Regions from separate parts of the Homo sapiens genome. Here region 1 is linked to region 2. Evidence: chromatin loops called from intact Hi-C (ENCODE). Cell type or tissue: GM12878. All regions are shown on one strand.

What was found. Hi-C counts contacts between places; a loop is a spot of excess contacts. Peaks named below come from ENCODE experiments on the same cell type or tissue, not always from the same donor. Only the 100,000 strongest peaks of a DNase experiment are listed, where the experiment ranks them.
Region 1: it touches region 2 in a loop (4-fold over the local background); 1 of 110 quality-filtered maps calls a loop at or near these places.

Annotation. Positions count from the first base shown.
Region 1 is chrX:78,063,568-78,067,567 of GRCh38, forward strand. No RefSeq gene overlaps it. Among named protein-coding and RNA genes, the nearest start is that of PGK1, 39 kb to the right of the region's middle. RefSeq lists an enhancer at 1,433-1,722. In GM12878, no CTCF peak of the experiment used is centred here; DNase peaks (open chromatin) are centred at 832, 1,804 and 1,814; H3K27ac peaks cover 3,275 bases.
Region 2 is chrX:78,948,393-78,952,392 of GRCh38, forward strand. It overlaps P2RY10 (P2Y receptor family member 10), which reads left to right. Exons shown (of 4, transcript NM_014499.4): 3 at 3,801-3,943. Among named protein-coding and RNA genes, the nearest start is that of P2RY10, 5.0 kb to the left of the region's middle. In GM12878, a CTCF peak has its summit at 2,250 (motif pointing left); no DNase peak of the experiment used is centred here; H3K4me3 peaks cover 3,776 bases; H3K27ac peaks cover 2,962 bases.

The sequences.
Region 1 (4,000 bases), 880 kb before region 2:
ACATACATCCCAAGATGGGTGTTGCCGTAACTACTGTGCAAAATCTGCTATACAAGTTATTATAATGCTTTAAAAATGTAATTCCAAGCTCAGTCTAATAAACTCTCTAAGACAGCATATACAAGTTTAGGGTTAATTTCCATTTTGACCACTGCAGTCATTCTTGATTGGGTTTCACCACACCTCAGATATGCCAGGAGCAGGCAGTTAAAAGGAGCAGGTAGAATTCTACACAGAACTCTGGGCTCAAATTACCCACAGTCTATGCAGTAGCCTTTGGGGAACAGGCATCAAGTTCTGTTTTGCACCACCTCTGCTGAGGTGGTAAGAGCACTGGATTTGAGGTCAGGAGGCTTGGATTTGAATTTCAGTCATACATACCCTCTTGGTAACTGGGTTCTTGTCAAGTGTCCAGGAAGAATCAGGTCACATGGACTTGAAGAGTGTTGAATGTGAAGACTTTATTAAGCAGTGGAAGTGGCCCTCAGCAGAAGGGGAGCTGAAAGGGGGATGGAGCAGGAAGAAGGCCAGGCTTCAGGGAAGCCATTTGTCCACAGATGGCAACTGCTAAAAGGGCATTATTTATAACGCACATCTTCTGGGGCTCCAGAGGTCATGGGCAACTGCTAGACACTGTTGCAAGCTGGTACAGGATTTGTTCCTGCCAGCATCTAAAGGCACTTGACCTGGCTCCTGCACCCACTCACCTGCGTGCTCCCCCTCCCTCAAGGGGTTTGAGGTCAATTTGAGCAAAATGAGTCCCCCCACCCACACCCTTGCAAGTCCCTTGAGGGAGTCAGGGAACTCTCCTGTCCTCCAGTCTCACTACTTCTCTGGGCCTCCTTTTCTCTTCTGTAAAACGTCATGGAAAATCGTGTGACAAGACTGAAAATTGTCAATGCTAAGCAATTCTGAAGTGCTTTTTCTGGGCATCAAGTTCCATTAGATCCCTTAGACTAGAGTATGGACCCTGGGTCACCTCCTTTCTCATTTCTTCCATTCCCACGCTAATGCTAAATAGTAGCACTGTCAAAAAACTGCCAAGGGTGGAAATGGAAGTATCCATTCCTTCCACTTCCACAGAGAAAGCCTAGAATATTTTTTAAAAAATAAGCTATTTACACTTTATAGCAAGCTTTTTTTTTGAGACAGAGTCTTGCTCTGTTGCCCAGGCTGTAGTGCAATGGTGCAATTTCGGCTCACTGCAACCTCCGCCTCCCGGGTTCAAGCGATTCTCTTGCCTCAGACTCCCAAGTAGCTGGGATTACAGGCACCCACCACCATGCCCAGCTAATTTTTTGTATTTTTAGTAGAAATGGGGTTTTGCCATGTTGGCCAGGCTGGTCTCAAACTCCTGACCTCAGGTGATCCACCCACCTCTGCCTCCTAAAGTGCTGGGATTACAGGCATGAGCCTCTGTGCCTGGCCTATAATGAGCTTTTGACTGAGACTCTTAAAGTCCCTTTTCACAGATGGTATAAGGCGTTATTTGAAGGAATGTCACACTCCTCATGAGAGTGAGTCATGAGTTCCATATGAGTCATGTTTTTTTTTTAAACTCTCACTATGACTCCATTACACATTTTGAGCTTTCCACAGACCCTTATTCTCTGCCCCTGTCTACAAGTTCACAATGCCTTTGAAGGATGCTGGCAAAAGCAATGGGGTCATCAGCCTTGGAAAGAAACTCAGAAGTTCTCATGAGGTATGATAAACCTCGTAAGTGTGACAAGATGAGGTTTCTGATCTCAGAGTTAAGTTTATCTCCTGCTGGAAAAGTGTTTGATTTGACTGCTGACAAATCTGTGCACTCTGTATTATGTAGGCTCCAGTGAAAGAGTGAGGTCAAAGACTGCTATTCCCTGATGGGTCAGCCCTTCTCTTCAGAAGCCAGTTGTGAAGGTTTCAGTGTTGAGGGGAAAATTTAGCTTGAGGGATGTGTGTGTTTGTGTTTCCCTCTGCTTAAGCTGTGGTGACCTTGGGAGGGTTGTGAGCTGATTATTTTCTGTAGTGATACACAAGGTAGAGACTGACTTGATAACTGAGGGTTGGGGTTAGTTCTAATATCCTCAGCAATGATTTGGTGCAGGGGCAAACTGAGGAGGAAGCCATGGGAATTGTTAGAAATCAAGGCCGGGCCAGGCACGGTGGCTCATGCCTGCAATCCTAGCACTCTGGGAGGCCAAGGCAGGCAGATCACTTGAGGCCAGGAGTTCGAGACCAGCCTGGCCAACATAGTGAAAACTCGTCTCTACTAAAAATATTACTTTTAATGGCAAAAGCCACAATTACTTTTGCAATAACCTAATACAAAAATTAGCTGGGCATGGTGGCGCATGCCTGTAATCCCAGCTACTAGCTGAGGCATGAGACTTGCTTGAACCTGGGAAATGGAGGTTTCAGTGAACCAAGATCATGCCGTGGCACTCCAACCTGGGCGACAGAGTGAGACTCTGTCTAAAACAGAAAAGAAAAGAAAGAAAAGAAAAGAAAAGAAAAGAAAAGAAAAAAGATATCAAGGCCAAACTCTGATAGGTTATGCCAGTTGTTTACAGAGTGTGGTCTCTGGAACCAGTAACATCAACATCACCTGGGAAATTGATGAAAATTCAAGTTCTTGGGCTGCTCTCCAGACAAGTGAATCTACAGCTTCTACGGTGGAGCCCAGCAATTCACAGTTCAACAAGCCTTCCAGCATGATTCTGATTCATGCTATTGTTTGAGAACTACTGGGTTAAGAGCTTTAGTTCTCAACCTGGGCTGCATACCCAAGTTGTTTGTTTTAAAATAGAAATTCTGGGATGGGGCCCAGTATCCCTAGATAACTCTGATGTTCAGGCAGGATTGAGAACCACAAGCACATTCTCTCCTTAGGGGCAAGTTACTTGGGATTATGGGAAGTTTTTGTCATGGGCCTTTCATCTCCTTGTTGGGATTATAGGTTGGAGTTTTAGGATTACATGGAGTTTCCTGGCCCAGGGCCTGTCTCTGTGATGGAATTGAGGCCGAGTTAAAAAGTGATGGCTGTGCTTCTTGATAGAGAAGTTAGGGTCTGTCTGGCTATTGGTCCCCCATCTCTCTCCTCCCTTAAAAATCTAGGCCAGGTGTGGTGGCTCATGCCTATAATCCCAGCACTTTGGGAGGCCAAGGTGGACAGATCAAGAGGTCAGGAGTTCAAGACCAGCCTGACCAACATGGTGAAACCCTGTCTCTGCTAAAAACACAAAAATTAGCCAGGCGTGGTGGCACGCACCTGTAATCCCAGCTACTCGGGAGCCTGGGGCAGGAGAATCGTTTGAACCTGGGAGGCGGAGGTTGCAGTGAGCCAAGATTGCACCGCTGCACTCCAGCCTGGGTGACAGAGTGCGACTCTGTCTCAAAAAACAAAACAAAGCAAAACAAAACAAAACAAAACAAAAACTCTAGAAGGCCAGGCACGGTGGCTCATGCCTGTAATCCCAGTACTTTGGGAGGCCAAGGCGGGCGGATTGGTTGAGGTCAGGAGTTGGAGACCAGCCTGGCCAACATGGTGAAACCCCGTCTCTACTAAAAATACAAAAAGTAGCTGGGCATGGTTGCACACATCTGTGATCCCAGCTACTCGGGAGGCTGAGGCAGGAGGATTGCTTGAACCTGGGAGGTGGAGGTTGCAGTGAGCTGAGATCGCATTGCTGCACTCCAGCCTGGGCAACAGAGTGAGGCTCTATCTCAATAATTAATTAATTAATTAAAAATAAAAAATAAATAAAAATCTAGAAGAAGCAGTTGGCCTTCTTTGTACAGAGGCCTGGAAGAAGAGGTTCTGCAGAAATAGTGAATGGTGGATGATGGTTGCCAAGATACAGTTATGTTAGCCCCTGAACCTTCTCTATTTCAAACTAGGCATCTCTAGTTATTTTAGTTCTTTCACCTTCTCCCTATTATGCCCAACTCCATTAGACACGTGGTATATGACCTTGGGCTTCTTTTGCTTTCATTTCTACATTTTAGAACAGGAACA
Region 2 (4,000 bases):
AACTCACATTTATTTAATACTTATTGGGTATCAGACATGAAAATAGGTACTTTTACACACATTTTCTTTTTTTCATTTCTATTTCAATATTTTTTGAACTACAAGTGTTTTTTTCTGTTGCATGGGTAAATTATATAGCAGTAAATTCTGAGATTTTTAGTGCACCCACCACCTCAGTAGTGCACGTTGTACCTAATGTGTAATATTTTTATGCCTAGCCTGTCTCACCCACCCTCTTCTGAGTCTCTAGATTCCATTATATCACTCTGTATACCTTTGCATAATCATAGCTTATCTGTCACTTATAAGTGAGAACATCTATTTTTTTTATTTTTCACTCCTGTGTTACTTTACTTAGAATAGTGGACTCCACCTCCATCCAAGTTACTGCAAAAATACATTATTGCGATCCTTTTTATGGCTGAGGAGTATTACATAGTGTATATACACCACATTTACTTTATCCACTCGTTAGTCAATTGGCACATAGATTCATTCCACATCTTTGCAATTGTGATTAGTAGGATTGCTGTATCAAATGGTAGATTTACTTGTAGCTCTTTAAGGAATCTCCATACTGTTTTCTATAGAAGTTGTACTAATTTACATTTCTACCAGCAGTGTAGAAGCTTTCTCTTTTATCCACATATCTACCAGCATCTATTTTTTTTTCACTTTTTAATAATAGCCATTCTTGCAGTAACGTGCTATTTTATTCTGGTTTTAATTTGCATTTCTCTGACGATTAGTGATGTGGAGCATTTTTTCGTGTTTGTTGGCCATTTGTATATCTTCTTTTGAGGAATCTCTATTTATGTCCTTTGCCCACTCTATAATGGGATTATTTCTCTTTCTATTGCTGACTTGTTTGAGTTCCTTGTAGATTCTAGTTTCTAGTCCTTTGTCAGATGCATAGTCTGCAAATATTTTCTCTCATTCTGTGGGTTGTCTGTTTACTCGGATTATTATTTTCAGACACATTTTTCTTTAATGCTCAAAACAAATTATGTGGCAGGAACCATTCTAATTTTACAAAAGAGGAAACTGAAGCCTGGTGATATGAAGTGAATTGTTTCAGGCCAGAGAACCGACAATTGAGACATGATATGATACCAGGTCTTCCAAAGAACATGATTATTTCCACCCATAAAATGCTGCCACAGCTGCAAAAATGATATCTAATTAGGCCGCCTTCCTAAATGATTGAAAGTCCAATACATATTCCTGCATGAAAGTTCAAATTCAAACTTTAAGTTGTTGTTTTGTTAATGGTCTAATTGCTTTAATTCATTTTAAGGATAAAAATAATTTTCACTTCCTCTAACAGAAGAAAATGTCTGTACTTGCAGAATGTGTCCAAATTTGTGTGTATCTCATGTCAACCAGGCTTATTTGGAGTTGATGTAGATTTATTCAGGAAACAGCAGAGTTTCCAATTCTAGCTGCTACTCTTTGGTTCTGGTTGTAAGCGGCTGAATGAAGAACACCGGGGTCATGGAGATCAGATTGGCTTGGATAATTCATGTGAAATTTAGTGGTTAAAAAATAAAAGAAAAAGGTAAGATGAGGCAAAGCAAGTTAAGTTCCCAGATGACATGTAAAAGTTATCCTCTAGAGAGTGGGAGGGGCCCCCATCAGCAACTTGTTTTCTCTGTTTAATTTTTTCTTCCCCTCCCAGGATGACAAGCCCACAGACAGGCTTCAGCATCAAATAAAATGGAGAAGTAAATTTGATAAACATGTTTACTTAGTGGTGCCAGTGACTTACTGATGAGTGGTGAAAAGACAGGGAAGATTGAGAGTGAAGATTTATGGAGTTGGTACCAGCTGCATAAATGGTGGCAGTGTCAATGGTGATGATATTAGTTAGGAGCAGGGTTCAGAGGGGGAATTCTCATGAAATCATACCAAATGAGAGCTAGAAGGGAGTTAAAGGTCATCTAGTTCAAATCATATTATTTTAATAATGAGGAAATGAAACTCACAGAAGGGAAAGAGCGTATCAGAGCAGCACAAAGAGTATATAAAATTACTGAAATCCAAGTATCTTAGCTACAAATCCAGTACACCTTTCTATATATTATACTGCTTTTGAGTCTTCTGTATCCTACAGCAAGTCTTGTCCTATTCAGATCACTCCTGTTGTAAAGAAATTGTTCCATTACTTCTATCTACAGATTTGTTATAATTTGAATTCATAAGCACAATTCCATAAAGAACGTTGGTTTTGATATAATCCTATCCTGACACCTGGTGGGCAGCAATTTGCCATATATGCATAGTGCATATGCATAAAACTGCTAGAACTAGAACCGAAAACAATAGCTTTTTTATCTCTGAGGAACAGTCTTATCCACAGAAATACCACTTTAAAATATGTTTCTGTCCATATAATAAGTTATTCAGCTAAAAATAACTTTAGCTTTCTGGGCTTATGAAAAGCCTTATTAAAGCTGAAATCATAACTCTGACTGCAGAAAGTCACTTACTCCTGCTGAGACTCCATTTTCTAATCTGTAAAGGAGTATAATAGTAATTAACTCAGAATTCTTACAAAGATTAGAGGTAACGTGAATAGCACTTAGCTAGTTACTGACAGGATGTGGAAATTTCCTCACTGGGACTTAGGAAACTAATATAAATTCTGATGCCATAATAATATAAGCTCAGTTTGGCTGTAACTTTGTGAAAACCACAACGTTGAGCTAGTTGGTTGGGAAGAGCAGCTGCTTTTGGGTAGATGGTATTAGTATCTAGTAAGATTTTGGGCTCAGCTCCAATGAATCATATTTAAAGACCTTCCATACCTTTGTATTCTGAGAAAACATTTAGTTGTTTCCACAAAATAAAGTTTTCAGTGATCAAATTCCTAATTAAGTTTAAGGGATTCCTGTTGGATTTCAAAACGAAAGCTGGATTGCCTTCTTTAAAGCTCTTAGGTGTTCAGATTTCTTAGACTAAAACCTTATTATTCTTGCTTTGACCACATTTTCTTCAGTAGCAGAAAGGAGAAAGATTATGGCTGTTGTTTAGGAGAGTGTTTCATGGGAGAGACTTTACAAGTAAAAATGCCTAATGCTCTGCTAATATGTGCCTATGCTCTGTAGTCTTACCTTCTCACAGTGCAGCCTATAAATTCAGTAGGTGTTCGAAGAAGAGGGGAGTGAGAGTAGGGTTGCCCGATGTAAGGAAAAAATGGGAGTTGAGATGCGATATTGAGACAGAAGTAAAATATTGACCTCTGAGTTGGGCTCCAGGTAAAAAAGGAATATGATGGAGTTTTAGTCATAACTTTGTGCGTGCCATTTTTATTATCAGGAACATCTTTAGAGCCATACTTTGATTTTTGTTTTTTTGCCCATATTTTCTTCAACTTTTATTTTAAGTTTAGGGGTACATGTGCAGGATGTGCAGGGTTGTGACATAGGTAAATGTGTGTCATGGTCGTTTGCTGCAAAGATCATCCCATCACCTAGTTATTAAGCCCAGCATCCATTAGCTATTCTTCCTGATGCTCTCTCTCACCCAACAGCTCCCAACAGACTCCAATGTTTCTTGTTTCTCACCATGTGTCCATGTGTTCCCATCATTCAGCTCCCACTTATAAGTGAGAACATGTGGTGTTTGGTTTTCCATTCCTGCATTAGATTGCTAAGGATAATGGCTTCCAACTCCATCCATGTCCCTGCAAAGGAAATGATCTCATTCTTTTTATGGCTGTATAGTATTTAGAGACACACTTTGTAAGTGAATCCTGTTATTTCAGAGATGGTGGCTGATTTTTCTGCTTTTCTTATTAGGTTAAAACTCTATGCTGGTCATTCCCTTCAGGATTTGGCACTCACCAACATACCCTTCTTTCAAGTGAAAAGGCATCTCTTTTAATGGTCCTGACCTTTGGAATAGGAAGCATGTACCCTGGACAGAGCACTTCAAACTAGAGGTACCAAGAGTAATTACTTCTGTAAGGCTGGCATTGGAGGCACTGGGAATTCTATTC